2 separate regions of the Homo sapiens genome follow, and region 1 is linked to region 2. The links are chromatin loops, found by intact Hi-C in ENCODE. Cell type or tissue: heart right ventricle. All regions are shown on one strand. Links, peaks and the distances in the headings refer to the core of each region. The heading gives the core; the rest is flanking DNA.

Evidence for each region. A loop is a pair of places that touch in the nucleus more often than their neighbours do. Peaks named below come from ENCODE experiments on the same cell type or tissue, not always from the same donor. Only the 100,000 strongest peaks of a DNase experiment are listed, where the experiment ranks them.
Region 1: it touches region 2 in a loop (2.3-fold over the local background); 7 of 110 quality-filtered maps call a loop at or near these places.

The regions. Positions count from the first base shown.
Region 1 is chr3:29,422,214-29,437,774 of GRCh38, forward strand. RBMS3 (RNA binding motif single stranded interacting protein 3) reads left to right here. Exons shown (of 15, transcript NM_001003793.3): 2 at 12,530-12,702. Among named protein-coding and RNA genes, the nearest start is that of RBMS3, 150 kb to the left of the region's middle. In heart right ventricle, for the core only: no CTCF peak of the experiment used is centred there; a DNase peak (open chromatin) is centred at 5,613; H3K27ac peaks cover 2,420 bases.
Region 2 is chr3:29,752,422-29,767,982 of GRCh38, forward strand. RBMS3 (RNA binding motif single stranded interacting protein 3) reads left to right here. Exons shown (of 15, transcript NM_001003793.3): 6 at 10,489-10,568. Among named protein-coding and RNA genes, the nearest start is that of RBMS3-AS2, 120 kb to the left of the region's middle. In heart right ventricle, for the core only: no CTCF peak of the experiment used is centred there; a DNase peak (open chromatin) is centred at 7,121; H3K4me3 peaks cover 429 bases; H3K27ac peaks cover 2,500 bases.

The DNA.
Region 1 (15,561 bases), core at 4,532-7,031, 330 kb before region 2:
TGTTCCTTTCTTCTTCCTGAGCCTATGAAGAGTATACCAATCAAGGGCAAATGCCCTTTAACTGCCAGTCTCTGAAGCTCAATTACTTCTTTAAAAAAGGACAATAGCAATTTGGAGAAGAAAAAGCAGAACTGTCTTATTACTAGGGATAGTTCCTTCTCTTATGTAGAATATCACCAGCCCAAAAAAAAAAAAAAAATCTCCAGTAATAATCACACAAAAAAGAAAAGATGCATCTGGAATTGGATGTGCCTATATTCTTTCGAGAAATTCTCTAAGGTTTGAGGTGCATTGACTTAAAATATACTGAAAATGGGAGTCCTCATAGAGGTTTATAATTAAGAGCAATAGAAGTTTGTGTAAATATTTTATAAGTTTCTTATTATAAAAATTATAATAAATTTGATAATGTAAATTGCCTAATATTCATTTTATCATGAGGTATTTTTTTCTTAAACTTGAACATTAATTTATTCTCATAGTTACCACCTCACAGCCCCAAACATAATAAATTTTGAAAATGTATTTATAGAAAATTATCTGTGCAAGTGCTCATTTCAATCTTTACAATGAAGCAATTACTTTGCATGTATTAATTCCTGTCACATTTTTGATCTGTGCTCTAACATTGTCTTCTTGAGGAAATTATTATGTTTTATAGTTCAAATTTCTTAGATTTAGGACTTCAAAGGCCTAGGTTCTGTTCACATTTAATTTTGCTACATCAATAAAATATGAATGAATTGGCTAATAAAGCAACAAAACTATTTTATGTCATGGAATATAGGTTATCGTTTATGAAATTGCTGAATTGCCCTGGTAATTCACTGTAAGAAAACCTTCTCCTTTTTTTGCCTTGGTCCTGTTTGGACAGAAATAAAATTGGTAGCATGTGTGTTACATGGAGGATGGCAGGGTTGCGGGGGTGGTTTCTCTTTTGGGATGGCAGGTAAAGTAGATTAAATGGTATTGAAAATGCTGAGGGCCCCAGGCAGGCAGCTTGTCTGCCAAAGAGAGACACATTTACTCTGTACCTACAGCTAATCTTAATTTCTATCTTTTCTTGGTATTTAGCAATTTTACAATTTAGATGAAAGTTTGGTTATTGGTTAAAAAGAGAAAATACACCTTTTCCCCTCAAATTATATTTTTACTTCCTACAAATCTTTTAATAATGTGCATGTTTGGTCAGGGGAGGTATCAGTTGAAAGAGAGGTTTTATATGCCAAAATATAAACCTACTTCTTGAGTGTGGGAGGAAGCTTGAATATGGTTTCTACTAAAAGGAGATTAATTACATTTTAAGAAATTCCTGTAACTAGTAGCATAGCATAGAAACTGTGACCATTATTTCATCAGCACATAGTATGGGAGATTATATGTTGTAGCTATAAGAATGATATATATTAGCATTGTCCAGTAGAACTTTCTGTGATGATGAGAATGTTCTGTGTCTACCTGTCAGATACAGCAGTCAGTACCCACGTATGTTTTTCAGCATTTGAAATGTAACTAGCGCAACTGAAGAAATACATTTTTAAATTTAAGTTAATTTTAATTAATTACCTGTGAATTTAAATAGCTGCATGCTGCTAATGACTGTCAGATTGGACTGTACATATTTATATTTAAACCTGGAGTTAACGGAGGTGAAGACTGCTTAGCTTCAGGTCCTGGGTATGATGCTGAGCAGCTGAACAACCTTGAAAAGTCGTTTAACCTCCCTAAGTCTCAGTATTCTCTTCTTCAACATAGAGATAATAATAGTTCTTACCTCTAAGAGTTCTGAGATCAGGAAATAAATCAATGAGCATAAAGCTCTTAGAATTGTGCCTGGAATATAATGTATGCTCAATAAACTTTAGCCATTGCTATTCTTATTTTATAATCTTTTGTAGATATTGATGAAGTAGAAACTGAAAAAGTATGGAAATGAAATAGCTCTAAAGTAATAAAAGGAAAATGTCCTGAATGGGTATAATTTTAGGTGATCCTTGAGGAATATGTGGGATTTGGATAAATAGAAAGTAATTACAGGGTGACCATACACCCTGATTTGCTTCAGACAATCTCAATTATTCCTTGTGTCCTGGTTTAATTACTAACATCCCCCTCTTTTGCTCTCAAATTTTCCCGGTTTGTAAGATAAATATTAAGTCACTGTAGAATTAGATATAGGAGTACAGCCCAGGCGTTTCAGATGCAGGGAAGATAACATATTAAGGTATAGATGCAGATGTGACTATGGTGTGGTTTGAATGGTGAGTACTGGGAAGTAGAAGGAAACAGGGATACGTGTAGGCTGGACACATTATGGAGTTGGGATGAGAACTGGTATAAGGAAATTAGATTGGATTGTATATGCTATTTGCACTATTGTTGAATTGCTCCTGTGTCAACATAGATTCACTTTCAGAAAAGCAAAGTTCCCATTTAATTGGACAAAAATATTTGGTGTATCAAAAAAACCTGATACTATTTTGTGTTCTGATTGTATTTCCATTACTGACAGTAATTTTCGTTATACGTAATTGGGAACAAAGTGTGTTATTTCTATCATCCCTTTGCTACAAGTAACCAAATCAGTAATATGATTGGTTAATATGGAAACTAGTCAATTAAAATGGAAAATGCCTCATTATTATCTGAAGCCATGACTTTCACAACTGGAGGAAACTTTGCAAGAGTTCATTTAGTTGCAATAAAGTATTATCACTGAATATTTTATGTTGCTCTTTAAGCTACATCCATTGTAGCTTATCACTGCATATTTTATGTAGCTCTTTAAGCTACATCCATTGGTCTTCATTCTACTTAGGAGGGTGTACATTTTAAAAAAGCTAGGGGAGGCCAAGCGCGGTGTCTCATGCCTGTAATCCCAGCACTTTGGGAGGCCGAGGTGGGCGGATCACAAGGTCAGGAGATCGAGACCATCCTGGCTAACACAGTGAAACACTGTCTCCACTAAAAAATACCAAAAAAAAAAAACCCCCCAAAAAAAACAAAAAAAAAAAAACAGGCGTGGTGTCACCCGCCTGTAGTCCCAGCTAGTTGGGAGGCTGAGTCAGGAGAATCGCTTGAACCCAGGAGGCAGAGGTTGCAGTGAGCCGAGATTGTGCCATTGCACTCCAGCCTGGGCGACAGAGTGAGATTCCGTCTCAAAAAAAGCTAGGGGAATTTTAATTGTTGGCAATATTACTAATTGTAATTTTAGGGAAATAGAGTATTAGACTGTAGGAAAAACCCCGTCTCTACTAAAAATACAAAAAAAAAAATTAGCCGGGTGTGGTGGACTGCACCTATAATCCCAGCTACTCCGGAGGCTGAGACAGGGGAATTGCTTGAACCAAGGTGGTGGAGGTTGCAGTGAGCCAAGATCATGTCACTGCACTCCAGCCTGGGTGACAGAGCAAGACTCTGTCTCACAAAATAAAAAAATAAATAAAAAATAGAGATTATGGGGAAAAACTGAACTAAAATATTAGGCAAATATATCTTTCTTATTAAGTGTAAGAATGTTACTCTAAGCATAATTGTTGTACATTTCTGAAGACCTCTTTATCTCTGATTGCATTTGACATTGACATGGTTGGCTAGCCCAGAAATCTCCATAAAGAGTTTCTGGTGACCTGTTCTGGGTTTTCCCTCATTGCCTACTTATTCTAGCTCATCGTGAAAGCAGGCATTTGGGTTGATCTCTGAGGTATTCCTTGGACAAACACAGCAGATATTCCATTATGGTCACTTTCAGTATTTCTGGAGAATGCTCTGATTCTAACAATTATTGTTCATATTGTAGCTAACACTGTAATCTCCAGCTGGGGAACACATCATGGCTCATTATTCCACAAGGAACCAATCATTATCAATATTGGAGTCCTAGCATTTTGGGTTATTTTCAAGGTATACACTTGACTTTTTAAACTAATTCCATAAGCACTGCAATGTCTGAAGTATATGTTAATTTTGTTTGTTTGTATTTAAAGAGATAAAAAATTAGTCAAATTAAAAGAAGAATTGGGCAAAGACCAGATGTCACTGCCATTTGAAAAACTGATAATCTTTATAAAACTCCATTGATGTCATTTATAGCACCACTTTTTGCTAGCTTATAAATTTATTAATCAAATTTGTTTATAGGTGCTTGAACTGAACAATAACTAGTTTATTTGTGTTTCCAAGTACCATGAATTTTAAAATGTCATTTAATATCTAAGCCTCTGAATAGAATTCAATGACTTTAAATTAAACCTATTTGTAAATAGCACAGAGCAATGTGTGATTATGCAATCTGCTGAGGTTTTCAAAAACTAACATTTAGAGCAAAAGTGAATCTCATTCTAACAGAATTTTAATAAAAACTCAGTAGTGATTTGTAAATGCTTTGAAACCAATTAGCCATCCCATCCACAATGATTGTTTCATCACAGCTTAGTTCTTAATGAAAATGGCAAACCACGGTTCTAATGACATAATTTCATTTCAAGAATAGTGGCTTTCATGTTTAAAAAATAATTGGCTCTTTAGCACCCCCTTCAAGGTGAATTACTCCAACTAGAACTGAGAAGGCAACGCTCATATTGTGGGTCTGCCTTGTGATGATGATAATGACAATGGTAATGATGAGAAAACAAAGAATTACTGAATATTGGCTCTGTGCCAGGCCCTGTGCTAAACATTTGACACATAATTTATACATTTTAGCTTCACAACACTCCAATGAAGTGAAATAATCATAATTCCTCTTTCACTCATGACAAGAGGTTTAAGTGCCTAGTTAGTGGTGGAGCTGGATTCATAGTGGGTAATCTGGAGCTCTTAAGCACCATGTTACCACTGTTGACAGCAGCTATTACCTAGGCCAGTTGATAGAGAATATTCAAATGATTGCCTTTCATGAGGAGTTTTGTCTTTTATTGCTTATTTCCATATCTAGCTTTGGGTAGGAAAAGAGAAGTAGGACAGATTTTCACCAAACTGTTACAAAAGACATAATTGAAACAATTGTTTACTATGCTTGTATTCTAGATAATGGAGAGGCAATTGCCTAGCATAAAATTGCAAAGCCATAATGTATGTGGTTCATGAAACCATGGCTGTAATTGCATGGCTTGCCTTAGATATTAATTTAGCTGCATTTGTTATTACTTGCACAGAGAGTATTCATATTCACCCTCATTTAAGGCTATTATAGACACACTAGTGACTACCACAGTTCTTATCGTGTCCACTCTCTCACGTTGTGTTCACACTAGAGGAGAGGTCTGAAGAATAAAGGTTATGTGGAAATTACACTATCAAGGAGATGAATCCAACAGCCTGCAGCAGTGTTATCCAGCGAGCAATGGATTACATGTGTACGTGCAAGCTAAATAATGTATGATTTAAGACAATAAGGTAGTATGTATTCATTTTTGGATAGTAAAAGAGATGGCATGTCAGTCCCTTGGGAGATTTTATCCAGGGCTTTACCCTTGAGTGGATAAAAAGAGTACAAATTCTATTGCATAGGAGGTGAATAAAAACAAACTGGGGAGACCATCAGCAGAACAGACTGCTGTGTGATGGAGTCCAGAGCTACTCCAAAACCACCAGACCAACTGCCTCAGGATCCTGCCAGCAACCAGATGCCGGCAATAGAACTGACTGCAGTTTGGCATCAGGGCTCTGTGATTTCCAGCCAAGGGGAATTGCATGCAAAAAATATTTAAAATTCTCTTTGTAAAGAATTATGTTTTCAATCAGAAGGAGAAGTATGTTTCAGACTTAGTCTGCTGCAAATGAAATGTGGCATACTGACATCTTGGTTACAGATGGTGGAACTGCGTATGTTGGAGGGGGTGAATGCCATGCGAAGTTGAACTTTGGTTTGGTGGTAAGGTTTTGTTTACGGTTTTTTTAGGCCATTGAGTTAGTATCATTCTGTGAGGGGTACTGTACTGGCCTTTCAAGAAGATGGTCTGGATCTACTTAAAATAGTGATTCTCAACTGGAAGAGATTTCCCAACCCTACAGGGGGACATTTGGCAGTATCTGGAGATATTTTTGGTTGTCACAACTTTGGGAGAGGGCAGTGCAACTAGCATCTAGTAGGGAGAGGACAGGAATGCTATAAACTATGCTACCATGCACAGGACAGCTCCCTAAAACAGAGAATTATCTTGTCCAAAATGTGAGTGGTGCCAAAGTATGGAACTAAGGTTTAAAATTATCTGGCTCATATATATTCACTACAACCCCGCCTGCAGACAAGTGTTCATCAAATATAGTTTGATAGTGTATAAAAAAATTGTTAAATAATTTGCTTTACTCTATTGATGTGTGAGCAACATTTATTGAATGTCCCAAATGCTTTCTGTTAAAAAAAAAAAAAAAGAAGAAAACACAACTAACCTTTCTCCAAACCTACATACCCAAACCACAGATTTTACAAATGTAGGAGGACCCAGTTGATTCACTTTTCAAACTTGAAAAATGAGGTATATGAACAAAGCACACTAAATGAATCAGCTGTTTAGGAAGATCTACAAGCCAGTTCATTTTCCTGTTATTAAATAACAAACCATGAATCTTGACAAATGAACCCACTTGTTTGACAGTATTTGAAAAACTCATAACATGCTTGGTTCTGATGGTCACTTCCCCTTTGAAATTACATTTTAAGATGGACTTCATTTAAATTCTGATAGAGAAAAAGAGCCTTTTAACCTTCATTTTGACTGTCTGCTGTTTATCATCATCATTCTTTCCCTCCTGCTGATACTTAGATGCTCCAGAGCTTTTGCCAGAGCATCATCCTCCAGTGTTTACTTCAAGGAAGTGTTTATGTTTATTGGTGTCCATATAATTAAGAGCTAAAGTTCTGCAGTGTTGTGGGAGACTGCGTGGCTTCTGGAGTCAGAGTCCCTGGCCTCAAGTTGGGCTCCAGCTGTGTGACCTTGAGAAGGTCATTTACCCTTTTTGTGCCTCAGTTTCCTCATTTGTAAAATGAGAAGAATATTATTTGCCTCATTGTGCTGTTGTGAAGATAGCATATAAAATGCTTAGCAAGCACAAACGGATGCTACCTATAATTATTAGGATTACTATTTTAGGAATAGCATGTTTCACAATGGATGCCAATTCATCTTATTTCATTTCCTAAAGAGGACATTGGCACTGATCCTCTGAGATAGCATCCCTAATGTGTGGCTGAAGGGCTTTAGACCCTATTCCATAATCCCTAACAGAACCTTCCAGCAAAGCTACAATGACTAAACATCTAAGAAAAATCTGCATACTAACCAAGCATATGCAGCTGCAAGAGAAATCCTCTATCTCTCTTCTTCAATCAGAGTGTCATCCAAAATCCCCTTCTGAATGTGCCATTTCCACCGCTTCTAAGCTGACACTGCAAATTCATAGCAACCCCTTGCCCTGTTATAGCACAGTGTTACAGTGTTCAGTAACCCCAGACCGTAAGTACTCTCTCCTCCTAAATAGGATTTATAAAGTGTGACTTTGAGCAATGTAGCAAAGTCAATTTTATCTGCAGGAAAATATTTTTCTTTACTAACATTTTAAAATCCCTTCCTCAGTGCTCCAAAATGATTTAAAAGCTAATCAATGATAAAATCCCAAATCCCTCTAAAGACAAAGAATTGAGAAAGGAAGCAGAGCCACTTTAATCAGTAAAGGGGCTGCTGTGACCCATTAACCCCTAGAGATTATTGACACTTCTTTTATTTATTTATTTATTTATTTATTTATTTTTTAAGATTCTGTAGTTTGGTCATATGTCTTTGGCAGCAAGAACATACAAAATCGCTTTTGCTTTTCACAAATTAATTCATTTAGGCCTGTGCATTTGTCAGGCATTCCGGGAACTTTCTGCCAACATTTTGTTGATTAAAGGATGTGTATTTGGAATATGGGTGGAGAGGAAGGAATTTATAATTCTTAAAACCAAAGAATGATTTATAATGCTGACCGCTACCTGAATCAATCAGTGCATCATCAACAGATAAATGAAATACTAAAGATAAGGAAGAGTTCCTACACTGGGTGTTAAAATCTGTGGATTGATTGGTTCAATAACACCGAGAAAATCGACCGCTTTCAGCAGAATTTCTAGAATTTACGAACAAGGATATGACAAAGAAAACCGCCTTTTTGTATTTTGTTCAGAAAGCTTCTGAAATACATTCTTTCTTCACAAGTCTGGTGCTTCCACTCCTAATTATAAATTACATATCTCACTTCAGTGCACACAAGTTCCTGATCCTCATCCCAACTTCGGTTGGCTTTTGACTATTTTGTTAATTTTTTTCCCTGTGAATTTGTTGGGCCTTTTGGAGGACACGTTTATTGCTTTAGGCATCATGCAATTTACTAAATGGTGTTCTGGTTATGGAAATGCTTACAAAGAGCCCTAGGGGGGAAAAGAATTAAGTAAACACATATTGATCATCCTGTAGCTGGTGCTTTCTTATTTGATTAGTCAAGGACTCAGTCTGAACTGGTCCTTCTAATCTGTGATACATAAAGCTGGAGACATTTTTCTGGCTCCCTGGTGGTTTTAAAGGCTAAACAAAGTCTCATTTTTGAAAAAGCCTGAATGCAGAATGGAATTCAAAGAATTTGGAGAGAGGGGAGGTGAAAGTGGTAGCAAACAGCTTTAAAAAGGCCCTGGGAATTTTAAGAGAGTAAGGCATATAAGGGAAGTAAAGAGAAATCTCATCTGACCCATTATGAGATACACCAGGAAGCCACCTCGGCAAGCATGTACTGAACACCTACTGTGTGCAGGACTTGTAAAAGAGGTAGAGCTTAAGTTTTGTGAGGATTCCAAGAAGCTAAACAGAATACTTTATGTCAGGAAATAAGTCATAGTTTTTGATGCTAGCTAAGAAACTTGAGCTTTCTGTAGATATTAAATTTCAAAAGGCAATGAATATATTCTATTTAATCCAAATACCAGGAAAAGAAGGTTTTATCCTGTATAATTCATTTTAAAATTCATTTTAAAATTCTATGTGAAAAATGTTGATACTAAAGCAATACTAAAGAATAGTTGAGAAAAATGTTTCTTTCTTTCTTTTTCCTTTTCTTTTTTTTTTTTGACAGAGTCTCACTCTGTCGCCTGGCTGGAGTACAGTGGCGCAATCTCGGCTCACTGCAACCTCTGACTCTCGGGTTCAAGTGATTCTTCTGCCTCAGCCTCCTGAGTAGCTGGGATTATAGGCACATACCACCATGCCCAGCTAATTTTTGTATTTTTAGTAGAGATGGGGTTTCACTATGTTGGCCAGGATGGTCTTGATCTCCCGACCTTGTGATCCGCCCTCCTCAGCCTCCCAAACTGCTGGGACTACAGGCGTGAGCCACCGCGCCCAGCCAAAAAACGTTTATTTCAAAGAAGAAATCTGGAGGCTCTGGGTTTTGCTCCTGTCATGTCTATTCTTTCACTTGTGCATTTCTCAACTGTTGGTCAATGTGTGTTTGCGTTGCACAATTTTCTTTCTTTGTTATTTTTACTTTTTATTTTTTCTGAGACTGGGTCTTGCTCTGTTGCCCAGGCTAGAGTGCAGTGGCGCCATCATGGCTCACTGCAGCCTCAGCCTCTAGGGTTCAAGTGAACCTCCCACCTCGGCCTCCTGGATAGCAGAGACCACAGGCACATGGTACCACACCCAGCTAATTTTTGTGTATTTTTTATAGAGATGGGGTTTTGCCATGTTGTCCAGACTGGTCTCGAGCTCCTGGGCTCAAGCAGTCCACCCATCTCAGCCTCCCAAAGTGCTAGGATTACAGGCGTGAACCATAGTGCCCAGTCTGGACAATTTTCTTATTCCCAACCTACCCTGCCTTCCCAAAAATAAGGGGCATAAAAGGTGAAACATGATAGAAAGCTTGAAGCTCGCTGCATATGAGATGGTACAGTCTCTGGCTGAGGGAAACAATGGGAATTCAGAGAAAAGGAGGTTTCCAGGAGGCTGTTTGAGATTTTGGTGGCTGACTGTATTCTGAGATTTAGAATTAAGAAGCAGATAAAGCTAACACCAAGTTTTCTAGCATGGAGACTGGCAGAACAACAGCAACATTGAAAGATATGGGGTAATTGTATTGGGTGGCTGGTGTGGGGAATTGGGAATGAGAGAATAGGTGCAATGGGTTGCATGTGATATACTGAATCTAAAGCACATTGTCTTATAGACAGTGGGAAATAGGGACTGACCAAATTTAAAATCCTGGAAGGTGTAAAACAGATTACTATTGCAAGAAATGAAGCTGGGTACTGCTAAAACTTGGCCTTCTTTCTCTAAATGCTAAGTGCTGTCTTTATTCCATTTTTTATTATATATATAGTAACCTAAATATTTCTCAAGCACCTACTGTATATCAGGCACTAGGCTACATACATGACATACTCATGTATGGTTTGACACATTCCCTGCTCTCAGGAAACACAGATTACTGTTAGAGGCAGGCATTAAATAAGCCAAAAATAATTAAATAAGACCCAATACACTGAAAGCTGTGAAGGAAAATACCAGAGTGTTGTAGGATGATACTTAATTTGAAATCAGAAGGATGGATTAGAGCCAGCCGAGTAGAGTGGGGCTGAGAATGGGAAGGGTGAAAAGTTGGGAGTACCACAGTGTCTGGTCTAAGAAGTGATTGGAGAAAAAGTCTGATAAAAAATCATGTGGAGCTTTCAGGACTTTGTAATAAGTTTGGTGGGAAGCCACTGCAGGATTCTACATACAAAGTTTAGCTGTCTGTGATTAAGGCCACAGTCAGTTCTATTTCCAGGACATCTCATTATTTACCCAGACCCACTAGGCCTGTCAATTTGGTCAGCAGCAGAAGTTTTGGGATGAAAAGACATACTATTTTCATGTTGAATATGTTTCTTGAGGTTTTTTTTTTTAGAATGAAACTGTAGAGACACAAAGTACATTTTTTTCCCTCAGATTATATTATTCCTTACCTTTATGCCATGGCACAAAATGTATTATAGTTTGACCTCATCTGAATACTTACTTGCTAATGTGCCAAAAATGTGCTGTTTGACAAAGACATACCTCCCAAATCTGATAAAATAGCTAAAGACTCTTCATCTTCAGATGAGAACCCAGCCCAAAGTTTCCCCACTGGAATCTTGATGAATGTGCTTATTTTGTTTTTGGGTAGCATTTGGGGTCACAACTGAGAAAATCTGGGACAGTTATATAGGTTGATATTACTACAAGACAGATACAAACCATGAATATTCATATTATTGTTATTTTTGCTAATATTGTACACTTATTAATTTCTAGGAACCATTTTGTTTGCATTAACTCAACTTTTTGAAAAAATCTTCTAACTTAAGAGAGTACCGTTATTATCTCCTTCGTATTAATGAGAATGCTGCTTCTCAGAGAGGTTAAGGCACCACTTAAAGGTCACATAGCCAGTAAGAGGCACAGCAGGGACTCAACCCTAGACAGTCAGTGTTAGTTGAGAACTTTTGAAGATATGCCTGTATAAAAAAAGAAGCATAATTAGTAAATATATATCTATGAATTCTGGTATGTATAATTTTAAAAACCCTCACATTGTTTATTGCAATTTTCTGGGAGTCATTTTATCATTTTAATTTTGCCATATAATAATGTAATGAATTAAAACAGCGGTTCTCCCAGGGGGAGATTCCTACCAGCACCAGGGAGCATTTGGCAATGTCTGGGAATATTTTTTGGTGATCACATCTGGGGAATGGGCATTACTAGAATCTGGGAGATAGAGGCTAAGGATGCTACTAAACATCCTACAGTGAACAAGGACAGTGCCCACAACAAATAATTATCCTGTCCAGATGGTTTATAGTGCCTAGGTTGGGATCCTGGATTAGAGTAATTTAAAGAGGATCTTGAAGGTAAGGAAAGAATGGTAGCTCCATCTTGCAAACAAGGAACATTCAATGTAAAGAAACGATTTTGGGAATATGAGAAAGAGCTAAGATGGTTTCATTCATTCAGTCATTCATAGAATCACTATTTATAGGAATGATTTCTTTGTATCAGGAATTATGCTGAACAGTAATGTTGAGGAAAACAATAGGAGGGAGTTTCTTTGGAGAAAAGGAGGGAACAAGGTAATAGAGGGAAACCAAAGATGCTTGGGTATTAAAGGTAAGCTAGGGTCAGAGTTTATTGCCAAAAGTGACTGTTTTATTTTATTAGGGAAGAAGATATGCTACTTTACCAATCTAAGGAGAGTCACTATAGTCAGAGACAAGTTCAAATGCCATATGCTACTGCCAGGAGCACCTGATAACTGTTTTTTGTCCCTTTTATGGCTGACTTATGCTGATCTGAATGGAGGGCCAGGGCGGGGGACGATATTCTTGAATGCAACAGAGAGTAGTGATATAAATGTGTGTGTGTATGTACGTGTGTGTATTGGAGAAGACGCATAGCTTACATTGATTTCAAGTTGTGCTGCTGGCCTGTGAATAGGTGCTGGCTTTTGTTTTTCCAGTAACAGCTTTTTCTGTTTCCAGCAGTCCTATGCACCAGCTCCCCACCCCATGGCTCCTCCCAGCCCCAGCACAAACAGCAGCAGCAACAACAGCAGCAACAACAGCAGCGGGGAACAGTTGAGTAAAACCAACCTGTACATTCGAGGCCTCCCACCAGGCACCACTGACCAGGACCTAATCAAGCTGTGCCAACCGTAAGTGTCCTTCTGCTGCCCGTGCTGTTTCTCACTCCCATACTTGCCTTGGTGGGCAGGATGTGTTATTTCAGTCAATGTACTCATCCACTGGTGTCTCAGTGAGGAAGACTCTTCTTTACAAACAGGACTTAAATTTGAGATTCAATGCTAGTTTATTTTGGGGAGTGGAATTGGTTTACTTTTTGTTGTTGAGTGGAAGTTCTTGAGCACATATACATGGAAATGCTGGCTGATTCATAGATATATGACCTGCAAGATGAAGATCAAGTAATAGAGTTACACTCTCAAACCATGTGGCCAGTGGAGTCATTGATGAGTCTCATGAAATAAACGATTTTCTTGAGAAGTATTAGTGAAAGGAATCTCAAAAACTCAGAAGCGGTGGATTTCAGGATTACCTCTTGTGTTACAAAGCTTTTCTGGCCAGTGCTTGGTAAATGTCCGTTCAGCCAGGACCATGTATTTGGAGAAGCATAAGACTAATCCTCTAGTTTCTTTGAAAACATCTGCTGCCTAGTCCAGTGAAGCTATCTCCCACCAAGGCCAAGGACCACACTCACTAAGTAGTTTTATATTTGCTTGGAAGCTTGGAAATGATTAAATCCTCTTCAAAAATGTTTTCATGAATCTACTATCTACCAACACTTATGTCATTAATTCTCTTATTTCTGTGCAAATAAAAACATATTTAAGTTCACCTTCCCATAAAATTAATAATGAATTAAGAATCATAGACCTGGCCGGGCACAGTGGCTCACGCCTGTAGATCCCAGCACTTTGGGAGGCTGAGGCAGGCGGATCACAAGGTCAGGAGATCGAGACCTGACTAACACGGTCTGGCTAACACGGTGAAACCCCATCCTGGCTAACACGGTGAAACCCCATCTCTACTGAAAATACAAAAAAATTAGACGGGCATGGTGGCGGGCGCCTGTAGTCCGAGCTACTCAGGAGGCTGAGGCAGGAGAATGGCGTGAACCAGGAGGCGGAGTTTGCAGTGAGCCGAGATCACGCCACTGCACTCCAGCTTGGGCAACAGAGCGAGACTCCGTCTCAAAAAAAAAAAAGAAGACGAATCGTAGACCTGTATTTTTTGGTTAGTATCTGATTATTTTCAAAATAATATTAGAACATATATTTGTCATTTGATTGTGACTTAGCTGTGTATTTTTAAATTTTAAAAAACTATTACTCAATTGTTATTTTTCTCTTTTGCAATGCTTTTTAAAAAGCCATGAGGATATTTATTTTGTAAATGTTCTGACCTCTAAAATATTGAAAGAGGAAAACAAAGCAGAAAATATTTATTTGCCTTTGTCCTAGATTTTAAGATTGGGAATACATATCAACACAACAGAAAGTGGCAGATAAACCAAAATACAAATACATAACTGTCTAATTGTTTGACAAAACAGTAGGTACATTAGGGTTGGAGTCCCCTGTTGCTACTGAGTGCCTTGATTTGTGAAAAAGGCAAGGCGGAACCTTGAAAGATAAATATATATATTTTTAAATTTGTTCAAAAAATGTTAAATGTGCCAAAGCTCAGACATACAAATATACGTTAGATTTTGGCCCATAGAATATTGAGGTTGAGAATCAGAAGATAAATAACTCAACTTTTTCTTTTGTTGTTTAAAAAATCTAAACTCTATTTTGAAAAGCAAGGTCTTTGAAAATGTGAAACATTGTAGACTTTATGATAGAAGGTTCAGGTGAAGTAAAAAGAAAAATAGCTATTGTTCTTAATTTATATTTGAAACTCATTTATTTTTAAGGGTAGCTATTAGGGAAAGGTTCTTTCTTACTGGTCTTTACCACTTGTAGAGCCTGTTGACACACAGATGTCTGGGCCCAAGGAATTATGATTCACTAGGTCTGGGGTAGAGCCCAAGAATATGTATTTCAAACAGGATCTTTAGTGTTGTTGATCTTTTGTGAAGCACTTCTCTCAACAGTCTTGAAGAACACCAACTATTTCTATTGTATAAAGTTTCACTAATTGATGAGGGTAGTTGAGATGGAATTTTGAGTGTTAAAACCTGTTCAACCACTGTGTAATCTTGAGGCATATCACTTCCTCCCTCTAAGCCTCAGTTTCCTCTTTCTTAAAAGACTGGGTTGGTTTTTATTATTTCTGTGTTTACTTGTAGTATCAGCAGTGTGCTGGAGCTGGCTCTGACTAACACACTTGAGCCAATTGTTACATATTCAAGAATTTTGTTAGCAATCTGTTACAGACTTGGTAGCATGAAATTGGCCCTTGTGGGAGTATTTATAACACAGGAATCAGCACATCCTGCAAATCAGAGCTTTTTAAAATTTTATTTTATTGAAAAGCTGCTGTATGAACACACCACTGATGTAGCATCATACTATGAATTGCTGTGTCAATATCCATTTCTGCATAGAATTGCCAGAATTTTGTAAATGGAAATTATTACTTAAAAGCCTATATTGCCATTTTTAACTCAGAGATGTGGTAACACAGAAACATTGTTGAGGGAATAAGTTTTGTTAATGTTTTTTATGTGCATTTGATAAAGAATATTAAGTGAACAGAGGATAATAGTTACTTGTTCATATTAATATTTGTCAGCTAATAAGATCTGGCCCATTTATTGTTATTGTAAAAGTGTTTGTGGGTTCTCCTGTTACAGCAGTGATCTAGAACTGGGATTTATTGCTTAGATTATTTTTCCTAGAGAATCTTAAAGAACTGATGTGATTGGGCAACATAATGTAGTGGAAATAACTGTGCACTAAGAGATCTGTCTTTCAATCTTGGCTATGCTATCAACTGAGTCTTTGGCCTTAGAGTAATGACTTTTTGCCTCTTAACGTTGGTTTCCCCCA
Region 2 (15,561 bases), core at 6,051-8,550:
ATTGGTTTTGGGCTTGAGGGTGGAGCCCTCGCCGGGGAACCACCATCTTCTACCCAGTATTTCCCTGCCTCCTGTCTGTATGTAGTTTCTATTTTTCTGATAAAATATTTGATTTAACCACTTACATTTTCTTTAAGACAATTAATTGGAGGTTCTTCATATATGTTGCTAGTAAAATGTCACATACACATGCCACATTTAAACATATAGACATACAGGACACATAGAAGCAAATTTTGTATTAATAGCTTTATAAGGTTCTCCATTTGCCAGTTTGCAAATAGTTTCTTTCCTCTTTAGACTCTCAAGCCCTAAACAATTATTAGCTAGGCTATCCTAAATTTACAATCACAAAAACATGACTCTTAGGTGAAAATTTACCTCCCAAAGGCACAGAACTTAGATCTAAACACCTTTATTTACTGAGACAAAGAAGGGCATAGGTAAAGGCCCAGTCAAGATAAGATTACCAGCAAAAATATCTTAAACAAAAGTAAGGTTGGTTTTATAAACTTTAAGGCACTGTTTTTCCTGTCATAAAAGTTTCTAGTAGCTTAGGTGGAGCAAGGGAGATGCTCCTACAAATGGAGATTTCCGTTATATATGTATATTTATTTTACAAAGAGTTTCAAAATAGCCACCTAAATGCCAGAAAGTCATATTTTGGAGACCAATCTAGTCAGAAAGCTGGTATTTTCAACTTAGCTTATGTATTGATTAGATTACTAACCTCAGGGTTGAGCCCTTTAATGAATAGCAAAATGAAAGCATTTGCAGTTTTTGGGGACTAATGTTTACATATGTGAAAAACAGGCAGTGCACCTAGATATTTAAAATTGAACGATCCCACTTTTACATTGAATCCCGGGTCCCCCAGAAAAGAGAAATGCCACAAGACCGGGGTATGCAATGTTTCCACAATGCACCTCACTGCATACATTCCCTCAAGACTGGTAGGTGAGCAATGCCCATCAGCCCACTCTGTGATCAGACCACCCTCCCACAGGAGGAGTTTTATGCCTTGAGGGGAAGTGTTTCCTCCACCTTCAAGTGTTCAAACCTGTCTTTCTATCTAAACACCGGAAAAAATGAGTAGCCCCGTACATTTATAATCATTCACTGTAACTGATTTCAGCTGCTTCAGAAACCACAGTTTTTGCCAGTGACTTGTCAGCCATTGCACACACAAAATTCAAGTTGTATCTCATAGTACAGAGTAATCCCTGGTACCCTAAAAGCTAAAGAGGTCAGTTACTACTTCTAACAGCTCTTGCAAATCTTTATTATTAGACTCAGTTATGGAAGTACGATTGCCCATAATCATATTTCCTTTTTGAATGATAAAAAAGACCCAGTGAGAGGAATTTTGGTCACCCAAGAAGAATGTTTAGATTTGTCAATTGAACTGAGCTGTGAAATCTGACCAATTTTAAAGATTACAAATTTTTCACTTAAGCTGTAAGATTACACTTTTTCTTTTCAGAGAGAAACTATTTTTTCCCCGACCAAAATTTTAAATGAGATAAAAGATTGAAAAACTCTTTTTTTTTTTTTGAGACAGAGTCTCATTCTGTCACCCAGGCTACAGTGCAGTGGCACGATTTTGGCTGACTGCAACTTCTGCCTCCCAGGTTCAAGGGATCCTCTTGCCTCAGCCTCCCGAGTAGCTGAGATTACAGGCGCCCACCACCATGCCTAATTTTTGTATTTTAAATAGAGGCAGGGTTTCACCATGTTGGCCAGGCTGGTCCGAACTCCTGACCTCAAGTGATCCTCTTGCCTCAGCCTCCCAAAGTGCTGGGATCACAGGCGTGAGCCACCGTACATGGCTAAAAGATGGGAAAACTCTAAGAATTAATTCAAAATAACACTAGCTCAAAAAGAAAAAGTGAAAGTCACAAATCTGCAATCAGCAGAGACTCTAGAGAATAACAAATGGAACTCCTACCTTACAGTAGAGCTTCATTTCCAACCATGTTGTGGCAGGAATGTGTGCAGTTTCAAAAAGTGAATTGGTCTGAATGTTCAACCAAGAATGGAGCATTCAAATCTGAGGAGGGCTTACCCAGTTGACTGACCTCCGCTGACTCCAGTGAGGTCAGATGAATGAAAGTTATGCTCATATCAGGACTCCAGCTGTCAGCAAAGCAAGGGAGATCACTGAAAGTCTGTTTCAGGTCCCACCTGAGTCACCAAAATGTCAACCTTAAATAACATAAGTACAGAGATTATATGAGCTCAAAGCTTGAAGATGGCCACCCAGGAGCCTAGATTCATGTTGCCCTGAATATACAGTCCAATTAGCAATAGTTACAAGTGGGTCTTTAAAGGAAAAAAGAAGAGAAGTTGTTTATCAAGACTTTTCGTTAAGATAACATAAGCTATTAATTGGTTATTCATTGCTCTTTGTGTCACAAATGCTAGGAATATGAAGATAATGAGTGAGAAAGCTGGTCAGGAACAAAAATGCCTTAAACAATTGCCCCCAGTCATGGCTACTCAGGGGAGAGACAGCCATGACTGAAGCCCTGTACTTATGTCTCTCTGGGCCTGATAAATGTTGCATATCTCACATAGTTGACCTGCTCTGAGCTATTTTTCTTTTCTCAATAATATCTAGGAATGAAATATGGCTGTAGCTAGGAGATTGATTAAAAGTGGTAATGTATTCCAGAGTCATTAATGGTATGACTTTTCTACACCTATGCTTAATTTTCACTTTATCTCAGATTATTTATTTAAGTTTAATTTTCTGCCATTTCTTTATGAAAATTCCTTCTAGAAACATTGGTCTGGCTAAAAAAATATACTTAGATAATTATGCATCTATGTGAGTACATAGATGAGTGTCCCTACTGGGGATAATCAGGTAATCCAAGTGAAAGAAGTAGTTTCTAGATGGAGTATAAGGCAAACTTTATCTCTTACATGCTTCTTGAAACACACAGTCTTTGGGATAATTTTTTTACTCCTCTGCTGTTGATAGCTTTATGGTGTAGGCATCAAGATGCTGGCTGGAAGCAGAGTTTCACTCCAGATGATTCTACTGAAGAAAATTAAGGAGTATTTACCAAATATTTACAGAAGCAGTGTTAAGGGAACTGAGGTAAAGGCAAAGAGATGTTGATGTTCCCAGAGAGGAGCAACAGAGGGAAACGTTTACCACCCTGAGAGCTCAAGGAGCAACCACAAGGGTGTTTCCAGAGTTCATTGAGAGCCAGAGCCTCAGAGGAGGGCCTGCTTGGAAGGACTGTAGACAGGGAGAGATGCAACCCCTGCTAGACAGAAGTGCCAAAGCAGGGAGACAAAGAGGGAAAACCACTCAGATTTCTCTCTACTCTTGCCTTTTGAAGTTCTTTCTTTCAAGCTTCCATAGGCAGAACCCAATGGAAAACCAGTAAACAAAAGAACTAAGATTACACAGTCGATAGAAGGGTCACTTCCTTGGGGCATAGAGCAGGACAGAGAGGACATTTAGGAAAGGATGAGCAGAAATACACCACTCTCCCTGTATAAATTAAGTTAAATAATTTTTCTTTTCTCCTAACTATTAAAAATAAAGAATGCAAGTTCAGTGATAAACAGCACCTACTATTTTGCCTTAGGATTGGCAATTGATACAGCTTGGTAGGAATAATGGCAAAGTGGCTTCATTTAAAGAACAAAACTGCTCTTTTACTCTGTTCCATGGTTGCTGTGATGTCTTTTTTTCTGACACCAAATGTGTGGGTTTTTCTGACATCAAATACCTTATTTTTGCATATCGATTCTCTAATTCTCTGACATCAATTGGATGTCCTACAATTTAACTCAGTTTTGACACAAACTACCTGATCATCATGAGACTTCACAGGTGTAAGGGCTCAGTTCCACACCAGCTGCAAATGGAGTGCCCAGGTGTATTAGTCCATCCTCATACTTCTATGAAGAAATACCTGAGACTGAGTAATTTATAAAGAAAAAGAGGTTTCATGGACTCACAGATCCACATGGCTGGTGAGGCCTCACAATCATAGTGGAAGGCAAAGGGGGAGCAAAGGCTTGTCTTACATGGCAGTAGGCAAGAGAGTGTGTGCAGGGGAACTATCCTTTATAAAACCATCAGATCTCATCAGACTTACTCACTATCATGAGAACAGCACAGAAAAAAAACCCACCCCCATGATTCGATTACCTGCCACCAGGTCCCTCCCATGGCACATGAGAATTGTAGGAGCTACAATTCAAGATGAGATTTGGTTGGGGACACAGCAAAACCATATCACCAAGCTACCCACATTTCTTCCCAGCAACTACAAAATGTGGGAGTACCCACAACTCCCCAATTCAGGTTTAGTAACTCACTAAAATGACTCTCAAAGCACTTTATGTTTATCAGTTTATTATAAAGGATACAACTCAAATGAAAGAAATGCATATGGCCAAGCATCAGGGAAGGAGTGTGTAGCTTCTGTAGCCTCTCTGGGCTCACTACCCTCCTGGCATATATCAGTGTCTTCACCAAACTGAAAATTTCCTGAACCTTGTTGTTTAGGGATTTTTATATAGGTTTCATTAGGTAAAACCTCTGGGTTTGATTAATTAAATCATTAGCCCTTGGTGTTTGAGCTCAATCTCTGGCCCCTCTCCAGTTCTTGGAAGTCAGAGAGGGTGGGGATGAAAGTTCCAACCCACTAATCAAGTCTTAGTCTTTCTGGTGACCAGTCCCCATCCTGAAGCTACCTGAGTGACCTCATTAGCATAAACTCAGATGTGGTTAAAAATAGTCTGTTCTGAATAACAAAACATACCCCTATCACTCAGGAAATTCCAAGGGTTTTAGAAGCTGTGTGTCAGCAACCTGAGAAAAAGACTAAATATATTTTTTATTATGTCATAGTTGCCATGCAGAAAGCATGGGTTAAACTGTCCCATCTATTAAAAGGAATCACAGATTTCAATTTTCATGTGAAATCTCCCAAGTTTCAAATGTTGACAACCATTTCAAAATTTCCAAAATCTCTTTGCAGTCCAAATAAAACATACCTGTAGACTGGGTTTGGCCCATGGTTTCTAGTCTCTCATACCTGACACAGAACTTCGGAACAGGAGTTTTCAACCCTGGCTGCACACTGAAATCACCTGGGTAGCTTTGAAATCTTTGTGCCTGGGCCTCATGCCAAAACAATTAAGTCAGAATCTCCTGGGCTGGGCCCCAGAGATTGGTATTTTTAAAAGTAGTTTTCTGATAATTTTAATGTACAGTGATTTTAAAAGCTTCTTATTTTGCAATAAGTTTACCTTCACATAGAAGCCATAATGATAATATAGATTTTCTATATATTGCACACCCAGTTTCCCCCATTAACAACACCTTAAATTACCATGGCACATTTGTCAAAATTAAGAAACTGACATTGGTATATTACTATTAACTAAACTCCAGACTCTATTTGGATTTTGCCAACTTTTTTATTAACATTTTCTTTCTGTTCCAGGATCCAATCCAGTTACTATATTGTGTTTAGCTGTCCTGTCTCATCAGCCTGCTCTGATCTGCGATAATTTCTTAGACTTTGTTTGTTGGAGTAGTACTGGCCAGGTATTCTGAATGTCTCTAGATCTGAGTTTGTCAGCTGTTTTTCTCATGATAAGACCCCTAGTTTTCATGGGTTTTGGGAGAGAATACCACAGAGGTGAAACACCCTTGACATCTCATATCAGGTTATATTCCATTTTTGAAAACAACTTCTTGAAGTAATAGTGGCTGGGTAGAGTGGAGCTAGCAGGACCCATCCTACTCTTGAACAGATTGAAGTACATCAGTCAGTAGAGAAAATCAGGAGGGATGACATGAGGCCAGCAATGGAGCTGCATCTCTTGCAAATAAATAGTCTCAATTCAAAGTCATGAGACAACAGTTCTATTCCAGGCTCATCCACTAACTAGTTTTTAGGGAAGCCAATCACAGTCTTCTAGTGTTACTTTCTTCATCTGTACAATATAGAAGTTGATATCTGAGTCTTGAAATTATGTGACTCTCAAACTCTGGAATGTGTTTTCATTAGTCAAATATTGTCATCCACAGTTTCATTTCCTAAGAGGAATGTGTTGTAATGCTGAGCAAGATACCCTCAAAATTTCTGGTTTCTACAAAAGGGCATGTAAGGGAGGCCTCTCTGCTTCACTGTTTGGTACTTAAGACACTTGTATCCTAAGAATGTCAGGTGCCTGGCAGGAAGAAAACAAATTGCAAAAACTGAGAAGAAAATTCATCGCATTCATTCATCTTTGTTTCTGGAACTCACTATTTTATTCCTTCCGTTACAATGGATTAAGAAGGAAATGACATAATTTGTTTTTGAAATGTCAGAAGCAGTGCAGAGTTTAGTACTTTAAAAAATAGTTTAATGTTGACCCTGTGCATACGTAAATCTTACCAGAAATGAGGATGACTGGCTTACAACGTTAGATACTCTAAGTTGCCAATAATTTGTACAGAGCCTGTGATTGCAAAACCACAAACATTTCACAATACTGGAAACCTCTAATTAACCATAATAAATGACAGGATGGGTTTGTTTTAAATACATGGTTAATAATGCTTACTGCTTTAAGACCATAAACTGTGTGATTCTCTATGGAGGTGACAGAGGTAGGCTGCAAATGGTTTTGCAAAGTACGTTTCTACCTCTGCATGTTAAGTCTGACCCAGAACATTCTACTAATATTGGATCAGCCTCTCATCTGACGTAATTTGCCTGTGGGAATTGTATCGGCTGTTAAACTAGCTCCTCTTAGTAGCTGTTTGAAAAAAAAAAGGAAGAAGAAGCACAATTCTGTGGTGTGTTTCAAATAACTGAAGCCAGTGTCCTAGGTACTGAGACAAGAAAGAATGTCAAACAGGACCTTTAATGTGTATTTATATTTAAACATCAGACCTAACAGAAAACCCTGAAGCTTTATACAATGATTAGAGCCTTGTAAGATCCTAATTAATGTATTGTCAGGTGAATGGTTGGCCTGGCACTCAAGCTGTTCTGAGGGACGCAAGGGGTTTCAGGTACCGCCTAGGAAGAATAGATGCAGTTGTAGTGATTCAGTGGCCCATCTGAAAGGGACATATAAAGGCAGCTGTGTCTGGTGTGCTGTCTTTTCAGACTCACTTGATAATGCTAGTGTCAGTTTCAACTGAAGCGTGTGCCAGATTCCAGACAGCTTGAGCTGGCATTTCAGAGAGGTTAATTGTGAAACTTGAGAAGAAAATGGGCACATTCTTCCTAAGATGGCTATTCAAATATAGTCTCTTTCCTCCCCCCCCAGAGCTTTCTGGGTCTCAGTCTCACTTTTGTTCTGCTTCCACGTAAAATGCATGAGGAACACTGAGCCTTTTCCCCTTGGCAGCTCCTATATTGCCATCTTTGCTGGGACTGCTTTGCCTTGTTAAAATGTGCCCCGTGTATTAAAATGGAATTGTCACTGCTGGGTGGTGCAGCGTAACATGGTTTGACACTAAGCGCCGGCAGCTACAGAAAACAGACTTTTATTGCATTTATTCTTTCAGAGACGGGAGTCTCTAAAGGCTCACAGCAGACATTCACTTAGTTAAATCTGAATGAACCCAAAGTGAACAATCTACTCTGCTGTCTTTGTGTTCATAGAAACAGCCCCCATCCAGCTTGATATGGCTGTAAAACAGTGTTAAGAAAAGATGATCACACTTAGAATGCAGAAGGGAGGACTTGAGGCTTTCAAACAGAACAAAAATATTTTAAGTGGGTGGAGTGGGTTAGCCACTTGATTTTCTTTTTTAGCTTCCTCTCTATTCCCTAAAATGTATTATGTAGAATAAACACACACACACACACATACACACACACACCCCTACACACACACACACACCCCTAGTATTAGTCTTCATTTATAATTCCATGCCATTTTAAGACAAAGGATTTGATTTGTAGGACTCTTGCAAGCAAGCTTTAGATTCTTAACTGCCTTTTATCCAGATGAGTACCCAGAGAGAGATTGAACAGGGAGGGGGCTCTGAGGCATAAACTTTGCATTTTGTAGCTCTCCTGGAATAAAAATTCCATAAAGTAACATCTGTAGTAATTAAGGGCTTACATTTCCTCTCCCATTCATGTCTCTGCTAGGAGAGAAGGTTATTTTCCCAAAGAGACAATAGTGGATCCTGTGGGAAGAGAGAAAGAACAGAGTTAGAATTCTTTTCTTCCTGGAAATGGAAATTTTCTACTTAAAAAAAAAAAAAGATAAAAAAATTGAAAGACTTACAGTAAAAGGTTCCACTGGAAAGGAAACTTGAAAGAGTTAGGAAAATTGTACTTAGCTGTTCCTAAATATTTAGAATGAGGAAAGATTCCGCTTGCCTTTCTTATCCAAACATCTTCTGATATAGGGGAACTTGTGAGTGAGTAGTAAACAAAATGCTGTTTTTGTTTTTATTTTTATCTATTAAAATTGCATAAAGAGTTTTCTTTTTATTTGGACATCAAATTGATTCATTCTGAAGACTTTTTTTTTCAAAATAATACTTATGTGGATCCATTGGGTCACCTGATGATATACATACTGAGCGTTAATGTTAAGTTAGTTTCCTACACTCTCTTGTCATAGCAGGATCAGCTACTTAAATTAGGGTGAAATATGACAATGTAGATCCCTTTGTTAAAACACTGTTAAGAAGTTCAAGGTGGCAACAGCAGAACTTTAAACCAAGTGCAGGGTTGTTCTAAGTGTGGGGCTGTGTGTGAAGACATAGGCCTCATTCCTGTAAATTTAGCCCTGCTTGGCGGTAGAGATTTGTCATATCCATCGATACAGAAAGATGCACTCTCATCACATGCTTCATAAGAATGTACATCTGAAAACAAAACTTTGTCAGAGAATAATTATAGCTCAAAACTGGAACTCGTTCCTGATATTATCTTCAAACTTGTTAAACAAGTGATACAGATGCCCTGACTTCCTCTCTCAGTTAATTTTTAAGAATTTCCCGGGCAAACCTTCCACTGAGCCACATGCTTGCTCTCTCTACCACATTGTAATAAGGACGCACGCCCTCCAAGCTGCCCAGCTCAGCCCCCTGCCCTAATTACTTCGCCAAAAGCCTCTCCTAGATTCCGTGCCTCTTCTCAGCATTTCTCTCACTTCTGGGATTCCTCTCACATTTGAATTCTTATAGCTGTAATAAATATGTATAACTTACTTGACATTTGTTAGCATATTTTTTTTGTATCTTGTTTCCTTTGCCATGTAATATGGTCCTATAATATGGCCATGTAATATGGTCCTGAAATGGACATAAAATTTAGATGTAGGAAAGTTTTACAACTTGAGTTGATGGGCACCATTCCAAGAAAGCTCATATTAATAACAGCAGAAAATCCAAAATTAAACTTTGCCTTTTGAACACATTTTACACATTTCACACATTTCATACACATTCTTTCATGTGTGTGTATGCTGTTTCTTAAATGTATTTTTGCCTCTAGTATACTCTTTGGAAGACTTAATTTTCTTTTATCAGAATTAATCCTTAATTATTATCCTCCCCATCCAATTTTATAAAATAAAAAAGGCCAGATATTATCCATTATTTGGAAACTGCTACAAATATTACTGTACTTAAGATATGGTAACATTGCCAAAATTTAAATTATGTTGGTATGGCTCAAAATGTTCATGCTTTAGGTTGTATGTGAGATGCCAAAATTTGGCACAAGAATACCAGTTTAGGAATATTGATAAGATAGTATGAAAAAATAGGATATTGTCCAAAATTCAATATTGAGAAAGCATAGAACCTAAGGTTTGTGTATCTATACCTTCCTTCAACATGTAGGACCCCACCTAACTCTTTGGATGTCTTACATAAAGTGGATTTTCAATAAAAATGTCATAATGCTGACGACTACATTACTATACCAATCAGTCCTTTAGGCTGCAAGCCATGCAAATAAAACACATCTTGTCAACCTCTTTTGTGAAATCCATCAGCAGTATAGCTTAGTAGCTATAGCACAGGCTTTACTGTTGCACAGATGTCAGTTCAAATACTGACTTTTCCTCTTATTGGAAAGGTAGTTTATCTGTTTAAGCCTCAGTGACCTTATTGATATGAATGACAATAAAAAGACTTACCCATCAGGTTTGCTAATTCATCATTCAACAGACATTTGTTGAACACTTTCAATTGCCAAATATTGCTGGGTGAATTAAGATAATGCCGCAGGGTTACCTCTGAACGAGTGCTCAGAATAGAGCCCTCCACATAGACACCTTTCAAAGAGTGAATAATACTTTCTAAGCATTAATGAGTTTGTGATGTTCTCTTATCAATCTGGTCATCATGTTCATGAAAAAAGTTGGCAATTAGGGTACAATTCTCAAATCAAGTATTTCTATGGCTTTCTTGTTTTCCTTTACTTCTTAAGTTTCTTTTTCTTGACAACCATATATGACCTCTGGTTTACCTTTTTTTCCCAGAATGGAGTCTACTGAAAAATGTGAAGTGGTAATTCAACATTTTAATGGAAAATATCTGAAAACACCACCAGGCATCCCAGGTAAGAAATTCACTAATAAGTGACTGAATGATGCCGAGGCTTAAATTGCTCTTATTAGAATAAGTACATTGTAAAGCCCTTGTTGATCACTGCAGAGTTGGGGGGTTTGCTTTTCTTAATGTGTATTTTCAAATAATACTGTGTAGCAACTCATCTTTCTCAAAAGCTTTTTGGTAATTCTTCTTTTGCTTTTTGAATCTCTGCTGCTAACTTTCTAAAGTGGATTAGAAGAAAACCATAGCAAAGAATAGTTAAAGAATGATGTGCTGGAAGTGATAGAATTTTATGACTCAGCATTAATATTAAAATTCCAATTTCCAAGTTACAAAATATCCAAACAATGATATTCACAATGAATCCCACAAATTGATGCCAGCCCTGAAACATTTCTTACCAGTCCATGACAAGAAAAGCACAGAAACTGAGAGAAAGCATTTAGAAACTAGTATAGCGATTTGACAATGTCATGAAATCTCAGTGCATAATTTTCTTTTACAAAAATATCAGTTACTGACAAATTGGAAATTTTAGAAAATACTGTCTATTTATCAGAGCTAGTTTGAGAAGCCCCAATCTGGACTATCCCAGGGCATTTCACACTTCCCAAGGCAAAATTCCTAAGGTTTTATACACATTATAAAGTGTTCTAATTTTATGCTATTAAGAATTGCATTAAACATGAAATAATTGGATTTATTATGTGTATCAGAGCTACAAATGCCAGAACTTGAGGCAGTAGTGTATGTGGAAGGTTTTAATATTAACTAAGTAAAGTTTTAAATATAATTCCAATATAAAAAATTAACAATGGAATGAAGTATTAAACTAAGAAAAATTACGTAAAGATTCATCTGAATAAGGCAGTTTGGTTTATTTGTTGGTCTTTTATATACAGTTATTCTCAGAGGAGACTAAGGCGACTTCTTCCATCTTACAATATGTGACTTTAATCTTTTTAAGCTTGATTTCAATACCGTTTGCTGTATAATGCATCTACTATTTAAAACCCATCAGAGAGTTCAGAGGTTGAGCATTTTAGTTCCTTAAAATATATTGAGTTTATAGATAAGAGGAAGCATATACAAAAAGAGAAATATTTTTGTGGAGGGTTTTGTAATGACTTGCTTTTTTTAAGGGGGGATGTCAAGAATGCAGAAAGACCCTTCAGACAGACACTTGCATAATCTGAAAACCTAAAGTAGCTGATTGCTGGCTAATCAGTGAGTCAACATACAGTGAAGACTGTGCCTTGATTTGGTTAGCTTCCATGTGTAACGTTCCCTTGGGAACTGACTGCATTATGATCCAATTGGAGACATATGGTGTTGTTAAGAAAAGAGTTAGCAGTTTTCATCTCAGCATGTTAGCTGCCCTTGCATTTTAGCAGAAATACTTTTTTTTTTTTTGTATAAACAGACATTTTAAGACACTTTACTCAAATCCGTCATCGAGTAAAGGAGTTGCATTGTTTGTGGACTTTCCTCTTGTTTGTCCTATTTCATCCAACGGATACCTATTTATATAGAAGTTGTTCAAACTAGGTGTAAATTATATAATTATATAAAAATAAAAATGAGCACACTGTGTAGAAATTATGAATGATTCAAGTTTTAGCACAAGTCTCAATTTTTTGATTTGTTCAAAATATTGGTATGTCAAAAAGACGTATTGAAAGCCTTCTTGCCCTGATTGATTTGAAAGTATTTTATTTGGTTTTCCCCAATGAACATATTGCTGACTAATACAATTTAATGCTGAAGACAAAGAAAGTCACTACAAATCCCCAAATGTCTGGGCATCCTTCCAGAATATGCAGGCTATGATATTAACCTATCTAATATCATAGCTACACCCAATGGAAACATTGTGAATAGCAGGAACTTGGTTATGAGTTTTCTCACTCATTTTTATCTCCCGGGAACAAGAAAGACAAAATAATTATGTTCAGTTATAAAACTCTTAGGAGAGACAACTGTATGCTTCTGAGATTTCCACTCATCATAATAGAACTAAATACAGAATATTGATCATCATCAGTGCTTGAATCTGCTTATTTATAAATTACTTTGAAAGTTAGAGTTGAATAAAGGCTTCAAATGCTAAGTAAAGACATTTAATCTTTGATACTTAAATTAGGTGTGGAAGAAAAGAGGATATAATACAAGATATGGGTATTTTGCAAGGTAAAGTAGTAATTTGCCCTTGTTGAGTATAATTACTAAGTCATAACAGGTATAATTACAATTTGGGTATATGCTGTCTGCCTTTATTGGTCCTCATTACTTATTACCTGGAAATAGCTGAAATCTTACTTTCAGAAATGTATGTCTTAACCAATATTTGATTCCATATTTAAGACAGGGAGTAGGATATCACTATGAGCTATGGCATCAGATATTTATACTTTTTTTAAGTGGCCAATTTCCGAATCTTTTTCATTACTTTAGAGAGTGTGTCTTTGCTTGTGAATATGCTCAACTATAATTGGTGTGACCCACTGAAAACTAAAATACAATTTTTAAAATTTGAAAAATCTCAGTGTTCTGCCTTATCAAGATTTGACATATTTGAATTCAGAAGTTTGTGGTTTTATAGAACTGCACATTGATTGTTTAAATACATTGCTTTAAGGTCATGTAGATGAGGGACTCACAGGGATCCAATAATGATGACCTGAGATCCTCGGGTCTTAAGAAAGCTGTGGAAAGATTGAATATGATGTCAATCATCTTCTTCTCATACTAGGGCCCTATTGTATTAGTTTGTTTTCATGCTGCTGATAAAGACACATCCAAGACTGGGCAATTTACGAAAGAAAGAGATTTATTGGACTTACAGTTCCACGTGGCTGAGGAGGCCTCACAATCATGGTGGAAGGTGAAAGGCATGTCTCATATGACGGCAGACAAGAGAAGAGAGCTTGTGCAGGCAAACTTCCCATTTTAAAATGATCAGATCTCATGAGACTTATTCACAATCACAAGAACAGCACCGGAAAGACCTGCACCCATGATTCAATTATCTCCCACTGGGTCCCTCCCACAACACATGGGAATTCAAGATGAGATTTGGGTGGGGACACAGCCAAACTATGTTGCCTACATTTAATATAACTCTAAGCAAGTACTGAGCAATTGGTGCCATATTCATACGGTCTACGTCTCTGTTTAGGCACAGTGTGGGGAAAATGTGCCTGTGTTATTGGGCAAATATAATGGCATTTGGTTTCTGTCACTGTTGACAATGACAATTATTCTTAAAGGAGATGCAAAGCTAATTATTTTCCTGAGATGATCATCTAGTTTCCAAGTCCCCTACTATGTCATTTCTAAAAAAGAACAAGGAAAAAATCTATTTCAACCTAAAATGTTGACATTGCTCTGAATTTCAAATTCTAAAAATTTCATAGTTAAGGAAATTTGCAAGGACATGTAACACTGACCACATTTATGTTGCTGCCCCATTTCGATTTGAGCCATTGTTGGAATAATTTGCTAATTAAATATGATTCATGTTGGTATTGGGTTCTAATTCCTGACAGATAAGTGAGTTGGAAGAGAACTTTACAGATATCTTTTTGGAACACGCTTTATTTCTCTGGGCTCCTCCTATTTATTCATAAAAGATCTTTTTTTAAATGAATACATCATGGATGATTGATGTCTTTTAGCATATCCCAGAACTACCTCTGTTCATTTTAGATTATAATGTTATCCCCAGATTTTGGTTCCCTGGATCAATGAAGCTAAATATACATGCCAAAAATCAAATTATTGAGTACTAGTATACAGGAAGTTAACAAAGATCAGTCACATGTATTGCTGCTAGCAGATGAGAAGGAGAGACCAAAAGCATGTGTTAAATAGTGTCAATCGTTTGAGTGTTGTAGCCATCAGCAGAAAGAGATCATTCAGCGTTTTCTCCCTTACCTAGAGGGAAAAGAAAATACAGCATTCCATAAATGTTGCATGTCCTACATATCGATCTTGATGTTTTTCTGGACAAAATGAAGGATCATTAGTTGCTTGCCTGCCTAACCCCAGACATTTCTTTGTCCCGTAATGAATTACACAGCAATGTTGTATAGCCCCAAAGTGTTCCATTTTCAAATCTCTGGCAAAAGCAAAGGGTTAGTTCCCAGACACTTCAGGGATCTGTGGGGCATGGACTTGAAAGGCTCACTTTCAAAGAGCCCCCAGAGCAGAATGATACACCATGCGGAAAAGGTTTTCACATGTAGGGACATGTATTGATGAACAGAACATGCAGGCCGGTTTGTAAAAAAATAAATCATGTTTTGCTCCCAAACTAGACATTTGTTTTTTCCTGTAAGCACGTGCTCCTATCAGTGGAGCAATCTTTTCAGAATAAAATGGAATAACTAACTTCTGGTATGCTTTCCTTACTCTTTACATAATTGTTTCTAATCTTAATTGAACTCTAAGAAGTAAGGAAAATTTGAGAGAAAGCCTACCACATTATGGGATCTTTAAAAATTTAACAACTCTTGTGACTGACAGAACTTTGCACAAGTAGTTATGTATCAGAGGAATAATATTTTTCGAATAAATAAAGCATGGGGCTTTTTGATGCTTTGACATAGTAATTTTAGTGTTGTGTGTTGATGTAAATAACAATGTGTATGACTATGTATGTATATGAATACTTTATGGGAGCAAGCAAGGAAAAATATTTACAAAATGATTTTTTAAATGATGAACACAAATGTTTGTATAAACTTAACATTCCTGCCAGAGTAAAATATCGACAACATATTTAAATGCAATTTATCTTAAATTTATCTTATGTGATTCAAAAATCAGAATATTTAAGCAATAGATTTACAAATTTTTATCAGTGGGAAATGTTGCAGAGCTTTGCGATCTGTGTTTGCTCAATAGTAACAGTCTATTAAGTCCACAAATACAACTATAGCTGAGAAGAGGTAACAAATAAAAAATGCTATGGTATATAGTTGGGCAAAAAATATGTC